Linked DNA regions of Mus musculus: region 1 is linked to region 2. A link is a loop called in an ENCODE intact Hi-C map of the cell type or tissue named here. Cell type or tissue: left cerebral cortex. All regions are shown on one strand. Links, peaks and the distances in the headings refer to the core of each region. The heading gives the core; the rest is flanking DNA. Region 1 has its middle 11 kb from the start of Gm33327. Region 2 has its middle 77 kb from the start of Gm25672.

Region 1 (8,332 bases), core at 31-8,030, 800 kb before region 2:
TTTAACCAAGGCTTAGAAAAGGTTTTTGTTGGCTTTTATCATGGCGTCCAGAATTAAGTGGACTAGGAGGATTTCTGATGGGGAAGTGCTGACTTCTGTCCTAGAGCTCAGCAGTCCAGATGTAATTCCCACCTTCATCCAAGGGCAACCCATTCCAGGAACCTGGGCTCTTCAGTGTGGGGTTGTGATTAACTGAAATTTGGTGACTAGATAACCAGGAAATACGGAGACAGAAGGATGTCTAAGTTCTAAGGAGATCATGCAAGAATACAGACTAGGTCACAAGATAGGGGTGGGTGGGGCACTCCAGTAAATGCCAATAGACCAAGGAGGTGGGGCCATATCAGGTCAGGATGTTGCTTGAAGATGTAAGCAATTTAGTGTCCCATGTGCGTCAGGAAAAGCAAGTGTGCTCAAGCCCAGACCTAAAGCCATCAACATCAAATTGCTGCTCGATAAAGCTGTGAAGGAAGAGGAGAAAAATCTTGAGTTAAAAAAAAAAATCAATCTCATTTTTTGTGCTCATTTTTCTTCAATTTACATCTAATGTTTCCCTCAGGAAAACTGTCTTTCCCACTTCTACGTATTATATCTGAAGAAATTGCAGCACTACCCAAATCTCTTTAAACTGAAGGTTCATTTTTCCTAGGAAACACATGAGCGTGTGCAGTCTTGACTTTCATTGTCACCTTGGGTTTCTGAAGGAGTCCCTCACACTTCCCGCTAGCGAGTTTCAAATTGGAAAACTCCACTCAACTGGAATTTCTTTCCCCACTATAGGGAAGAAAGACTCAAGGTATGCTTACCAATCGACTGTTACACATACACAAAGACATGTAACACTGCACGTCTAATTTAAATTTGCTTAGATAGATTGGCTTCCATCGAAAACATCAATCCAATCAATGTGTTGACTTTAATCATATTTTCTTGAAAATCTAAAAAAAAAAAAATCTGAGAAATTCTTCAAACGACGTAAAAAGTGTTGATTTTAAACAGATTAAAATGGAAGTTGGTGGAAGCAAAGCTGGCTGCATCATTACCTCTTGTAATGGCATCAAGCTGGTTATAATGAAGTTTGGCTTCTTCCCAAGTAAATTGAACAGAGGACCTCTGAGTTGGGTTTGAGTGTATGGTGTCATCCTGGCTCAGTGAGCTACTTGCACTGTCATGGAGTTTGGTCTAAATCTCCAGGGACAGACTGTTAATGACAGGGAAGTGACCACCTCAGAAGTGCCAAGAGGGCCTGATCCGCTGCGGTCTGGGGTTACATCCCAGCCACTCTACTCCAGGGACACCATGAACTTAGACCCAAACAAGTCTCTAATTTCTCATCCCTAGACCAACGGAAGGCGGCAGTACCCTCAGGTATAGCCTCAGGCCTCCCATACACTGAGCCGTGAGCCATGAGTCCTCTACAAGAGACACAGTAAGCTCAGGGGAGCCTGGTACATGGCTGGAGATTATCCAGGGCCTGGGAATGGGTTTGGGACAGTCTGGAAGCACCTCTGACCATATTTGCTTGTTAACTCTTCCACAATCTCCAGCGCCTTTGGAGGCATTGGCTCCTTAAACAGAATTCCTGACTGCTCGTCAGACTCCGGCTGTTCCATCCCAAGGCTTGAACCTTGGCTTAAAAAGCAGATGCCCAGCCTCCTCCCACACAGTCCTGCAGGACCCTTGCCTGGCTCTTCCTCACGTTCTAGGACTTAACCCCTTGTGCACCACTCCCCTTCCAGGTGATGCCTCCCTGTGGCTCCAGTTGTGATGCCATAGGCGTCACATGATGTAACCAACTGCCATTTCTTTAGTCCCTACCAGGTGCCTGTGGGCTGGGGTCTCAGCTGTTTCTCAGAACTCATTAACGTGGATGTACCATCTTAATTTTCAGACAAGAAAACTAAAGCTCAATGAGGTTAAGTGGGTTTCCCAAGAAACCAAACTCACCATGCACAGAGCCCAGGTTCAGACCCAAGACTGGCAGAGGTCAAAATTAAGGTTTCTAGCTGTGCCCTCACAGTCAACTGGGAATAGGAGGAAGATAGGAGCCCTGTCTGCTCTTCATGGCAGTTCAGTAAAATGAACGAGGGAACTGGTCACTCCAATCCCTTCAGTGTCACCCTTCCTCCGGCCACTAAGAAGCCCTCCTATTTTGTGCAGGCTTCAGTCAGCTTCAGCACAAACAACCCTGGCAATGGCTTACCCTAGCCAGTGCTTCAATCTCACGCTTGCAGCTTTGTGGCTTTCTGGAAATCACGTCAGGCGGCAACATAGCATAGAGGTCGAACAGGAACATATCAACAATATAGAATAACCCGGGGGGTCACTCCTGACCAGCGGTGTATGAGCGCTGATAAAGACCTATGTCCTGCTTCTCCTTTCCTCATGATAGACATTCCCCGAATCTTCATGTGGAGCTGTGGAAAGTTCCACAGGGTCAAGCCGCATCCGTGGCCGAGCCACCAACACATCAACACATCTAGGTTGAGCTGAGTTTCTCTCTCTGTTTTCCTCTGGCTGATCCCTCATTCCTACCAAAGAGCCACATTTTCAAGTAAATTATCTACAAGCCTTCATCCCAGGCACATAGGCAGAGGAGGACCGCCTTGCTGGGGGACAGCTTACGTAGCATGAGAAAGGCCCAGGGGTCAATCCCTACTACAGAAAAAAACAAAAAAACAAATAAAATAAAAGTCCAGGCTATATATGTATGTTTATCTCACTGGATACTATGGTTGCAGGAAGGGGTAGTATAACAATATCTTAAATAAGGTCCTAATGTCCCTAAAAGATTGGAGTGATTGGGGTGGGCAGAACACTTAGTGGGTAGAGCTCTTGCTGCACAACCGTGGGAAACTAAGTTCAAGTCCCCCGAATGCACACACAAAACTTGGATTTATCATGGAATCGCAGACATCAGCGCAAAGCCAAGGGTCGTGATACATTGGAGCCTATAACACCATCCAATGAGAAATGGAAATGTACAAACTGCCTGACAAGGAAATTAAAATTAACCACCATACAGAAACCCAGTGAGCTACAGAATACGAGACAATTAATATCAGAAATGCATTACCAAAACAAACAATGCAACAGCAAAAATAGATCTTTAAAAAGAACCAAGCTGAGGCTGGAGAGATGGCTCTGTGGTTAAGAGCACTGACTGTTCTTCCAGAGGTCCTGAGTTCAAATCCCAGCAACCACATGGTGGCTCACAACCATCCGAAATGAGATCTGATGCCCTCTTCTGGTGTGTCTGACAACAGCTACAGTATACTTACATAGAATAAATAAATATATCTAAATAATAATAATAATAATTTAAAAAAACTACTTGGGGAAGAAAGGGTTGTATCATCTTACAAACTCCCAGGTCATAAGAGAGTAGCCAGGGCAGAATGTCAGGATCTGAGACCGTGGAGGACTCCTACTTACTGGCTCACAGGTACCTGGGTCAGAGTTCCCTTCCCAGGTGTAGGCAGCTTACAAAGTGTACTCTAGCTCCAGGGATCCAACATCCTCACCCACACACAAGTGGCACGCAAGTGGCATGTGCCTGCACACACACACACACACACACACACACACACACACACACTTAACAAATAAAATTTGTAAAGTACAAAATATAAAGAAAAAAATTAAAAATTGGACTTCATAAAAATAAAGAACATTGGCTCTTCGAAGGGCACTGTTGAGGGAACAAGAAGCAAGTTGTACACTGGGGGAAAACGGTTTTATAACGCATGCCTACTAAGCGCTGCAAGCCTGTATTAGGGGACAAGCAACTCATCTGAAATGATCCCCGGGGTCTGGCTACTCCCAACGATTGCTGCTTGAGCTGCCTTGTATTTAAACAACAAATTCTCGTTTCTGTTCTGGACTGTTCCCAGGAATGCTGGCTTTGGCAATCCCACCGTGTATGGTTGTACTGGGACAGTGGCTTCCCTGAGAGCTGCCACAGCAGCACAGCCCTCAATGGGGGGGTCGGGGTGGGGGAGCTACCTGATCCTCCTGAGAAGAGACTGTGGATCCTCTTGTATACAAAAATCTGTTTCCAATGTTGGGACTGGACATAAGGCTGGGGGTGGGGGGAAGGGGGGGACTTGAAGCCAAAGACTGTGTAAGCTCTACTTCCGAAATTCCTTTTTTCCTCTAGTTTCTGTGAACAAGGAGCACTGCATTGGAGCACCATCTCCTGCTGTGTAGCCCTGGTGTGGGGGAGGGAAGGGGGAAAGGGAAGGGGTTGAGGGGGTGCTCTTGTCTTTAATTTATTCATCTGTAGAACACGAGGAATAGCTTCAACCTGAAAGGCTGGCCGAGTGGATTAACAAGATGCATAACCCTTTCCCAACAGTTCCTGGACCCAGTAAGGGGGCTGACAAGAAGACTCTTGGGCCCGGTGCCTCTGACTTCTGGCTCACCTTCATCCCTTCCCCAGAGGACTGAGTTTGACATTGTGTCCTTGGTCTGGTCCATGGCTGCAGCGCAGGAAGGCCTTCTGCCAGTAGATGTCAGACATGACTCATTAGAAGAAAGTCTATCCCATCGTTCAAGCATAGCGCATGGCGGGCCATGATGAGCAGAGACAGTCTTGGTTTTAGAGCTTTTTTGTAGAAAGGCAGAGGGAAAGAGAGAGGTAGAAAGTGAGAGGCCGGCCATGGCCACGTGGAGAGAGGGGGGAAGGGAAAAAGAGAAGGAGGGCTAGAGAGTAAGAAAGGTGAGGGCTTAAGAGAATGAGGAGGGGGCCAAGCAGCCCCTCTTATAGTGGGCTGGGCTATCTTGCTATTACCAGGTAACTATGGGGAGGAGCATAGTCAGATAACTGTGGGGGTGGAGTCTAGCCAGAATGCTAGAAGCTTGGGACATTGTCTGCATGACTGATAGTCACAGTCACAGAATTATGGAGTTGGGAGCTCTGTAGTGTCAGGCACCTGTCTCTGGGAATGAGGCTTGCTTTTCCAGCCCTTGTAGAGTTCTCTACTGGGTCACTGAAACAAGCCCCATTCAACCAAAATAGGCTGCCTATCACAATCCCACTCACATCTTACTCCAAGTACTTGGGAGAGTGAGGTTCAGGGTCAGCCTGTCTACACAGTGACAGCCAGGGCTGGGGGTCTGTGTACACAGTGACAGCCAGGGCTGGGGGTCTGTGTACACAGTGACAGCCAGGGCTGGGGAAATCTGTGTACACAGTGACAGCCCAGGCTGGGGGTCTGTGTACACAGTGACAGCCAGGGCTGGGCGTCTGTGTACACAGTGACAGCCAGGGCTGGGGGTCTGTGTACACAGTGGCGGCCAGGGCTGGGGGGTGGGGCAGACGGGTTTCTTATTTTATATCTTATGGGGAAGGAGTTTTAAATTATTACATCTAAATGCTCCAAAAAGTAATCTAATGGGTATTGGGCCCCCAAAGCTTCATTTTATAAATGCTATAAAGAAATGCTCTGTGAGAAGTGATAGCTTAGCCCAAATCCTAAAACAAAGCCAGTGCACCCTCAGGTTACTTTTGTCCTCACTGCCATCCCCACTTGAACAACAGGTCATCCCTGCCTACTGTCACTGATGGTGACATCCTGACATCCGTCAGATGCCTGTAAATGGTCACACACTTTAACTTAGAAAGTCTACTTTTGGAGACACTGTCCAAGGAACCTATCAGCTCTTCCAAGACTGACACCACACTATTTATGGCCATATTGTTTACACAGTGCAATCTGGGAATAACTAAGAGATCCAATTATAGAGATGCTGACACGGAAAGATGGTGCAGACCGATGACAAAATGTTAAAACGTCACCGAAATGTCATTTCCAAAGAATACTTTGTTTTGTTTTTTGGTTTTTTGGTTTTTTGAGACAGGGTTTCTCTGTGTAGCCCTGGCTGTCCTGGCACTCACTTTGTAGACCAGGCTGGCCTCGAACTCAGAAATCCACCTGCCTCTGCCTCCCCAGTGCTGGGATTAAAGGCGTGCGCCACCACGCCCGGCACCAAAGAATACTTAATGTTGTGGAAAATTACAATATAACCTCACTTGGCAAAAAGACATAAAATTACACATACAAATATGTATATAATAAACTTTTAAATATATTTACATATTCATTTTAAAGTGCTCTTAGAGAGAACCTTGAAAAAAGCAACTTCAAATTAAAATATGAAACAATCAAAATGTTAATAGCATTTGTCTCTCGGTAGCAGGGCTATGTGCTTTAATGCCTTCTTTCTTATTAATTTTCCTAATTTTTAGTAATGCATATATGTTATTAATATAATCAGGAAAGTGTCTGTTTCAATCATATTAAAAATATCATTTGGAATAGTTATTATCTAGAAAAAAAAGATTATATTCAGAAAATAAAAAGCAAAGACCAAGGTTTTTCCTGTCATCAATCTACTGACACAGTTTACAACTCAGTCCTCAGGGGAGGAGGACAAAGGCACCACCACAAAGGGGACAAAGTCAGGACCACCACAACCACTCAGTTGGTTATTCAGGTAACTTCAGGTAATGCATGCGCAGAGGGTGTGCTATGGTTGCCATGGCAGCAGACTCAGACTGGTCTTGTCGCCTAGGGATGATGTCATCCCTGGATTCAGAGGCTGGTTGTAAACAGCTTCTGATGCTAACAACCATCACTGGGGTTGACTGTCACTGGGGACGACTGTTATCAGTGACATCACATCCTGAAAAGCAAATGTGAAATTAAACAAATTTAACATCTAGAATTTAAACAAATTATCTTTGATTTTTATTAGAGGATATTAATTGAATAAAATAATGGGTTTCGCTGCAACTTTGATCATATCTGCTCCCATCCTCCTCTGCCACTCTCACGCATACCCACATACCCATGGGTCCCTTCCTCCTTAAAAAGAAAAAAAAATCTCCACCTTCTACTTTCCTGCCTTTTTTAAAGGTCAGTGCACACTCATGTGCTTCATCATGACTTCTTCATACACAGGATACTCCATATGCTGCCCCTTGCTCTCCTTCCCAACTGACTGTCCTTTTGAAAACTCCTTTCTGTCTTCCTGAGTCTGACTTATTTCACTCACTATGAGGATCTCCAGCTCAGTCCGTTTTCTGCGAATGACTCTGTTCTCCTTTCAGTCGTATACTGTTCTGTGCACGGGCCACGTTCTCCATACACTGTTGTCTGAGGACGATGCCTCAGCTGACCCTAACTCTGCCTCTGTGGACCGGGCTGTAGGAAGCCTGGGGCTACAGGGATCCTTGCCACGTGCCGTTTGAAGCCCTTGTTAATTTGTCAAGAGTGGTATTGCTGATAGTATGGTGATTATATTTTTAGATTTTGCGGAAACTTCGTACTGATTTCCATAGTTACTGGACTTATTTAAATCCCCTCCCCCAGCTCCCTCGGCATCTCTGTCTCCTTGATGCAAGCCATTGTGACTGAGCTGAGAAAGAACCTCAGTGTGCTTTGGATTTTACTAAAGACGAGCACTTTTATTACTGTATTTTTTAGCCATTTATCCTTATTCTGAGAACCATCTCTTTACTTCATTTGCCTGTTTACTCTCTGAATTATTATTCTTTATTATTTGAGAAACAATTTCTCAAATAACTCAAGCTCCCTGGGGCAGCCAGTCTTCCTGACTGGCACTCTGCTTCTCCTCATGACCTGGATATGCAGGTGACTGCTTCCCGACCTCCATCTCTGAGTACCTTCACCACTGTGACCATCCTTTATGAACCAGGAGAAATGTGCTCAGGCAGCCATTCCCTAGTCTATCTCAGAATCTCATCCCAAGCTCATCGTGACAAACATGACCCAGTTCTGTGTGATCCTCCAAGTGGATCTCTCTCCTTCATCTTTCTCTCCCCAGTGTCTCTGGACCACCTTGACCTTCCAACCTACACAGCTGTTTGAGTTCCATCCCCAGAGAGGCTCTTCCTCCTAAACTGCCATCAGCCAGCATTGCCCACACAGTCCTGGCTCGTAAACACTAATAGCACAGGGAGCGGTAACAAGCTTCCAACAATGTCTCCTCTAGGTAACGCTTGGAGAGTCGCTGTACATCTGTCCCTTTGCTATACACAAAGAAAAACAGTTATGGCTCAAGATTTGTACATACTTGGGGCCTGGAGACACAGATCAGTTAGTAGATGACAGCCTAGCATACAAGTAGCCCTGGGTTTGATGCTTAGTACAACGTAAACTGGTCGTGGTGACCCTCACCTACAGTCCCAGGACTCAGAAGGTGGAGGTAGGAGGATTAAAAACTCAGGGTCAGCCGGGCAGAGGTGGCGCACACCTTTAATCGCAGCACTCGGGAGGCAGAGGCAGGCAGATTTCTGAGTTCCAGG
Region 2 (8,332 bases), core at 260-8,259:
ACACACATAAACAACTGGCTACTTTTCCATGCCACAAACAGAAGAGGCAAGTCAGTCAAGCATGGGAGAGGGCATGTAGTCTACATGTCTTCAGGGAGAGTTGTATATGAGAAGTTATATGTACAGGAGAAGACAGGAAGGTGGGCAGTCCAGAGTTTCATAAAAGTGAAACCTAGATGCATTGTGAAGTAGGAATAAGAGTTTTCAGACAAAAGGAGACGAGAATGAGGAAGAGGAGGAAGAGGAGGAGGGGTAGGAAAAGAAGGAGGAAGAGGAAGAGGGGAAGGAAAAGAAGGAGGAAGAGGAGAAGGAAAAAACAAAGGGCTGGAACGAGGCTCAGTCCCTGGGTTCCCACATCAGAACCAGAAACACATACACACACATACAAACACACACACACACACATACATACATACATACACACACACACACACACACACACACACACACACACATACACACATTGCTACTAATAATGTGTAAGTATATTAAATAAATACAACCTTTTAATTAAAATGATCATTCTGTGACTTGGAATTGGGTTCTCGGTGTTGTAACCTCTCAGTCAACAGGAATTGATTCCATCCTCATCTCCTTTGCAAGGTCTCTGGTTCTGCTCCTGCTCCTCCACAGTTTATTGGTAAGTCCACATTACCTCTATAGATGTCCGTCAAGAGCCCTCGCCTCCTGCCTCTATTCATTTTCTCACCCCAGTTCCAGGACTATCTGAACAAATGTGGGCTCCTTTTACTTCCTATGACCAATCATGAACCACATGTGTTGCCCCCGCAGCTCTGCTTCTTCAGCCCAGTCACTAGACACTATTGCTGAGGTAATGTTGAGTGCTATAGCAGGACGTTTTGATCTGTACATTAACATGTTTCCTAAAATGACATACCACATACAGAACTCAACCCAAGAGTTCTAGAGGAAACGTGGCCCAGGGGACCATATTAAGTGTAGTACTGCAAAACTGCACCTCTACCTGACTTCCTCCTCTCATGCCTGACATTATTTCTAAGACCCCTCTAACTCCTCTTGGCAAGCAACCTGCAGGGCAGCTCTTAACCACGGTGGCTTCTTTACCGTCTCCTCTCTTTGTTTTCCCTGTAAGCGTGCTCCTTTAATAAAAGAGTGTCTCAGAGGGAACTTCAATCCACGGCCTCCCTCCGCTGCTGCTCTTAATGCTGCGTGTTTAACACACCTTGGAGATTACTCTTAAATCCTGGGAAATCTTTAAGCAGCAACACACTGGCAACAGAAAACACTCCCTCCCCTGAGACCTCAGGGACAGAAGAACCAGAGTGCCACAGCCTGGGAAAGAGGCAGACTACCCCATGGATGGGACAGGACACTAACCCAGGGTACCCTAGGGATGACTTGGAGGCCCTGCCTCCACACCAAATACATGGTCCCAGGACTGGCTGTGCCCAAAGGGTAGGGCTTCCACATGGAGTGAGCACAGCCCCAGAGTGGTACAGGAACTCAATGGGCCATCTATCTCCACCTCTGCTGTAGTCAAGGGCTGGCTAAGACCATTGCAAAGTGATGTGGGTCAGTTTTTCCATTCTTCTCTGCATAGACCCAGCAGTTCGGTCACTCGGGCCTGCCTCATTATGGAATCAAACAGTTGGATATATTAGAAAAGATTTTCTTCTTTTTTTAAAAAAGGTATTTATTTATTTATTTCATGTAAGTACACTGTAGCTGTCTTCAGACACACACCAGAAGAAGGCATCAGATCCCATTACAGATGGTTGTGAGCCACCATGTGGTTGCTGGGAATTGAACTCAGGACCTCTGGAAGAGCAGTCAATGCTCTTAACCACTAAACCATCTCTCCAGCCCTAGGAAAGATTTTCATACGCTGTTTTCTTCCTAGAAAATATTTATAAACTTATAAATCTTTACAAATACTAATAAGGGTAGTGGAGCACAACTTTAACCTGAAAACTCAGGCTGAGGCAAGAAGATGCCACAAAAAGGCCAGCCTGGGCTACACAGTGGGTTTCAGGACAACCTAGGCTACAGTGTGAAATCCTATCTTAAAATAAATAACAAATAGCAACAAAATATATAATATATATATGCAAACTTAAAGAGTACTAACCCAGGGAGCAGCCCTCTAAAACATTGTTACAGTTACTACGTACATGGTACCTCAAAGAGTCAAGGTGCTGACACATCGCCTTAATACCCTATGGTCTCATGTTTACAAGTGGTGTTGCCAGGGGTCTACTGGAATACAAACAAATATTAAAAATTTTGAAAATTAAATAGCCTAGCCTTCTTTAAAGTTATTCTTTAAAGTTAGGTGTGGGGTTTCATGCCTATTGTCACAGCACTCTGGAGGCTGAGTAAGGAGAATTGGCATAACCTCTGGGCCAGCCTGGGTTGCAGAGTGAGACCCTTTTGAAAGGAAGGAAGGAAGGAAGGAAGGAAGGAGGGAGGGAGGGAGGGAGGGAGGGAGGGAGGGAGGGAGGGAGGGAGGGAGGGAAGGAGAGAGGAGAGGAAGGAAAAAAATCAAAGTTATATTTTTAATAGAGGGTAATAAATACTGACTAACAATTGTGCCTTAAAATATGGAGAATTTTTCAATTAATTCCTATTTTACATGTATGAGTGTATTGCCTGTGTGTGTTTAAGTGCAGCACATGTGTGTGCTGCCCATGGAGGCCAGAAGAGGGCACTGGATCTCCTAGAGCTGGAGTTACAGACTTGGGACCTACCATGTAAATGCTGGGACTCAAACCAGGGTCTTCAGCAAGAGGAGCCAGTGCTCTTAGCTGCTGAGCTGTCTCCCCAGCCCCAGCACAAGGAGAATTTTATAACATAATGAAATAAAAGACTTTGTTCCCCACACTCTCCCAAACCAGAACCCCATCTCGTAGTTTACAAGTGTTCGGACTCTGCTTTTGCAAGGGAAGTTCACGGATAGGAGCAAGCCAAGAATAAGCTACAAAAACAATTTCCTTCAAAAATCCATTTCACATTTACCTCCTGAAGGGCCAAGGCTTAGGAAAGGGCCGTTTTGATCTGAAAGAACAAAAGAAAAGCTGACGGGGATGTACTGATGGATTCTATCAGCTTACCTCTGGTGAGCAGGGAGGCGTCTGCGTCACCCCATTGCTGATATGCAAGACATGACTTACTTAGAGGTACATTCAAGGAAGAACGTCATCCCGGTGAAAGCAGTGGAAAGATAGTAATAGTGTAACTATTACATTTAATTAATTAATTAATTAAACCCATAGTGTAAATACTACACTAACTAGTCTGAGAAAGCAAACTTCAATACTGAAAACAGAAAGGTCTTGGCTCTGCACAGTTCACTTTCTCGCCATTAGCATGAGAGGACAAGCCACCTTGGGTGCTTAAGAACTGGAGGCCCTCTAACACCAGGCCCTATGTGACCCTGCAAATAGAACCCTGGTGGAATCAGGCACACTGTCTGCTAAGTGAGTGTGGTGTATCCCTTACTGGCATTTTTTATTCTGTATGAGAATGTGAGTTTTAATAGAGACTCACATGCTTTCTCACCCTAGATATGAAAGGGTCTAGCTGCCCCTGAATGGCCCGTGTTTCCCTCCCTACGCGGTACTGATGACAAAGCTGTGTCACCATTTCACCTCCTAAGAGCAAGAATCTGCCTTGGTTTCTGCCATTGATCTCCCCTGCATGTACAGAGAACCAACTGTGTGCCCAACAAACAAACACCTGCTCAGACCAAGCTGAGCACTCAACACCAGGGTCTGCCTTCCCACTTTATAAACACACGGCAGAGACACTGATGCTGAATCTGCTTCCTTAAAAGGAACACCATCATTCCCTTCCCCAGCCTGTGCTCCAGGTGACTTCTAGAACGGATCTGGTACCTGCCTTCACAGGTACCGCTAAGTCCTGAACAAGTGAGGCTGCACCAGATGCAGCGGGAGGCTGGTGGCTTTGGCTGAGCTCGGTATTTTCAACCAGCAATGGGAGAATCAGAGTCAGTGAGGCTTGGCTTCCCCTAGCATGGCTGCTCACCCACCCCAGGCTAGCCCAGGATCCCAGGCTAGCCCAGGATCACCTCTCCATACTCTGTAATCCTTATGACCAGAATCTAATCAACGCCAGATGTGGCAATCTCTGAGAACAAAGCTCTTATTTACCCGATGCTTCTGATGCTTGGTTCTCCTGATACTGTCTCAGCAGCATAGGTCCCAATTCTCTGCCACTAGGCATAGTATTCTTTCTCATGACTCTTATACAGGTGGAAAGTTAAAATGTGGACTACTTAATGAGGGAAAAATGAAGGTTTCACGTTGTAGCCAGAGTCAATACTCTCTGCCTGGTAAACAGAAAAGAAAGATTTCATGGATGTTGCTCTTGATGATTGGCTTCGTTTGAAAATGGTTGGGGAACTATCTAAACCCACAACTCTTAAACTAACAGCACTGCCCAACTCATAGGTGGTTCAGAAAAAAATAATCTCAAGCGGCAAGTAGGCTTGCTTCCCCCATCCAGTTTCTGCCGGCGACTGTAACACACCAGGACGCTCTACACTGGATCAGAGACTATAATACGCCAGGATGCTCTACATGGGATTACTAAAGCTAGGGGTCACACAGCTATTTGAGGCGTTAGATTTTGTTTTTGTTTTAGGGTAAATCCAAGTATCTAAGTAGAGCTATCTTAACATGTTTCCAAATTAGCTTTCACATATGAAATATGTGCCCATGGAAGATTGTGCATTAGTTTTGCCATTACAAGATTTTGCTGAAAGGACCCTGATATAGCTGTCTCCTGTGAGGCTATGCCAGTGCCTGGCAAATACAGAAGTGGATGCTCACAATCATCTATAGGATGGAACACAGGGCCCCCAATGGAGGAGCTAGAGAAATCACCCAAGGAGCTGAAGGGGTCTGCAACCCTATAGGTAGAACAACAATATGAACTAACCAGTACCCCCAGAGCTTGTGTCTCTAGCTGCATAGGTACCAGAAGATGGCCTAGTTGGCCATCATTGGGAAGAGAGGCCCCTTGGTCTTGCAAACTTTATATGCCCCAGTACAGGGGAACACCAGGGCCAAGAAGTGGGAGTGGGTGGGTAGGGGAGCAAGGCGGGGGGGGGGATATTAGGGGACTTTTGGGATAGCATTTGAAATGTAAATGAAGAAATATCTAATAAAAAATTTTTTAAAGAATTTAAAAAAAAAGAAGAAGAGACCAAAGAGTCTTTTCTGAGTTGACATCTTGACTATCTACACATCCTCTGAGGCTTGTCTTTAAGCAGAGGAAGCTCTTCTCTCCAGGCATCCTATCTTACCAGCTTCAGGGGGGAATCTCAACCTCAGCCCCTGCTTCACTGTCTGTTCAGCTAGCAGGAAACTGGTCATGTGACCACTTTATACTGAATGGCAGCAAACTGGTCATGTGACCACTTTATACTGAATGGCAGGAAACTGGTCATGTGACCATTGGAACTAGATCAGCAATTTCATGGAGTTGAGAAATAAAAGATTCAAGCCTGGCAGGTTAGTTATCATTAAATATAAATATTTGTATTGACTCATATATACCTACATATACAGCAATGACGAGGAGCAAGAGTGACTTGTTTGATCAAAGAAAAACTATAATTTCAAAGTGGGCACCTGCTGTTCAGGAAAGAATTCTGCACAGATCTGTAACAAATTATTGACAGGAGGTACCTTCAAACACATGAGTTGGAAGAGACACTTCTACACGTATGGGGGTTTTCTAGCAATTAAGCTGTTTTGTTTTTATGTGAGACAAGGGTCTCATGTTGTACAGGCTGCCTGGAACTTACTATGTAGTCAGAGCTGACCTTGAACCTTTGACCCTCCTGCTTCTACTTCCTGAGTGTTAAGACCATGCCCAGTGCTGGGGATGGAACCAGGCCTCACACATGCTCAGCAGACAGACATTCTACTAAGCAATCATGGGCGTTTATGTGGAAAAAAAAAAATTAAGGCTGCAAGAAAATAGAGTGGACACCTTCTCAGACGTCTAAGACACTCCCGTTCTTCCTCCACCTCTTCAACCCTCTGCACTGGCTGAAAGGAACGTGCTTCTCTTCCAGCGTCTGTTGTACCAGTCATTTCTGAGCACTTTAGGCTTAGGGGAGCACGGTGATCCCCAGGGTAACAGACTAGAGCACAGACCATCCGCTCGCAGACTTGCCGCTTCTCTTCAGGGGATTTCTCACCAGAAATGGAAAGCAGGTTCCTGCTGGATCCACTCGCTATCATCACCCACAGCAGTCTTGGCCCTCTGTGCCTCCAGTCAAGCAGAAATGAAACTTTCTGTCTATTTCTGCGGTCCCTTCCCGTCCATCCCCGTGTCTCCTGAGGCCACTCTGCCCCACAGAGCTCCAAACTTGCAGCTCAGCAGAAAGCGTATCTGGGCCTGAAAGGTCAGCCCCCCTGAACCAAAAGGGCTTTTGCTTTTCTTGCCCTTTGTGGGCGAGGGGGATGCTGCTTTCGCATTTGCAGAGAGGAGCTTACCCCATGCTGCTCACACTGATGAATCTAATGGCTTCCTGGCATGTCAAGATTCCCAGCCACCTGCTCAGCTGGCTGTGTGCCCACATCAAAGGTGGCACGTCATGAAGGAAGGGGACCATGGACAGCAACCATAGACAGTAGGCCCAGTAAGCACAACTATGCCTTGCTTTCAGGAAGACCTCTGAAGCCTAGCACGGGCAAGGTGGTGCATCTGCTAACGACCATTGGCAAAAAAAAAAAAAAAAAAATATTAAGACCAGTTTCCACTGTGAATTCTCCTTTTCTCATTGGTTATCAGAGGTGGACTTAGGAATTTAGAGGAGGCGAGGCCTGACTGTGAGGACTTTTTCCACATGACCAAGCACCAGACAGGAGAGAGTTCCATCCACGCTGAAGAACATGTAGAGATTATGAAATTTATAAGTCACTACTGAGGTTGCCCAGTCCCATAGCTGGGATTCATGCCCTTCCAGAGCACACACATACATGAAGATGTGTTGGGCAGTCTTATACTAATAAAAAAAAATGTTACATAACTGAACATCAATTGGCTTATGCCTTATGTTTAATTGGCTTAATCTGGAAACCTGACTCTTAAATCAAGCTGGAAGAAAAGCAGAAGCAAGGAGCAGAGATTTGGAGCAAGTGTAAGAAAGTCAGCATAAATGGAACTGGGGTGACTTGGGGTTGAAATCACCTTACATCTGAAAACACCCCCCTTACCTATGCCTGAAGTGCCTACACTGTTGGGGAAGACTAATAGGATAATTTCTCAAGCTTTGTCTTTTATCTTCCCTCTTTGTTGTATACACACAGGGACACGCACAGGCACAGACACACACATACATGCATACACACATGTACACACCTGCATACACACACACATACACATGCCCATGCACGTACACATGCACACTCATACACACACGCACACCCACATACACCAGGACAAGCATGGTCCCTTAGATGCTGGCAATACTGTGATGGTCACCATGGCTACTGGGGGTGCTCCCCCTCATCATCAGTACATGGGAGACAAGGACAGCAAACGGAAAGAAGACACATAAAGACAGTTCACACCAGGTCTGGGTCCTAAATTTGTCACTGACCAACTGCAAGTCCTTAGACACAAGTTTCTTCCTCATCGTGGAATGGCAGTCCTCCATTTTGATTCTCTCAGAGCAGTTCGATGGCCAGCTGGCAACCACAGCTGCCCAGGCAGTGCCTTTTGAAATCCCAAGCCTGGCTTTCTGTAAATTGAGTGCATCTCTGTACCTCAGTTTACCCACCTATCCAACTGGCAAACATGTCATGTCTGATAAAAAGGAAATACTATGTAAACATCGGCCACGGTTAGTAATTTTTGAGACGTGTTTGCAGCTCACCCAGGTCAAGCACCCTCCATACATCTCCTGCATGCTACCAGCTCAACACATCCGCTCTGACCACATGTCTTAGTACCCCACAAGAACTCATTGAGCGTTTGTTGATAAAATAATGAGATAGAAGCAGGCCCCCATGAGCCAGTCATCTGAGCAAACACAAAGACAGTATCCTACTCGTGAGCATGTGCAGACAGACAGACAGACAGACAGCAGACTGCCTCTGTTTTTGATACCTGCTGCTCGCCGGGCACTGCAGAAGGCAATGTGCAAATGAATTTCCACTTTGTGTCTTATCTCTGAGGATTAATGTCCTGTGGGCTCTTTTATGGATGAGGAAATGCCAACTTAGACAAGCTTAGATGCTCCCCTACTTCGTGCACCCTGAAGATTACAAGGCTCGCCCTCAGACAACCCAAAGCCAGTGTACCCTGTGATATT

The links. Peaks named below come from ENCODE experiments on the same cell type or tissue, not always from the same donor. Only the 100,000 strongest peaks of a DNase experiment are listed, where the experiment ranks them.
Region 1: a loop joins it to region 2, with 3 times the contacts of the local background. A loop is called at or near these places in 10 of 42 quality-filtered maps.

Annotation. Positions count from the first base shown.
Region 1 is chr5:106,787,559-106,795,890 of GRCm38, reverse strand. No RefSeq gene overlaps it. Among named protein-coding and RNA genes, the nearest start is that of Gm33327, 11 kb to the left of the region's middle. In left cerebral cortex, for the core only: a CTCF peak has its summit at 4,499 (motif pointing right); a DNase peak (open chromatin) is centred at 4,525.
Region 2 is chr5:105,991,504-105,999,835 of GRCm38, reverse strand. No RefSeq gene overlaps it. Among named protein-coding and RNA genes, the nearest start is that of Gm25672, 77 kb to the left of the region's middle. In left cerebral cortex, for the core only: no CTCF peak of the experiment used is centred there; no DNase peak of the experiment used is centred there.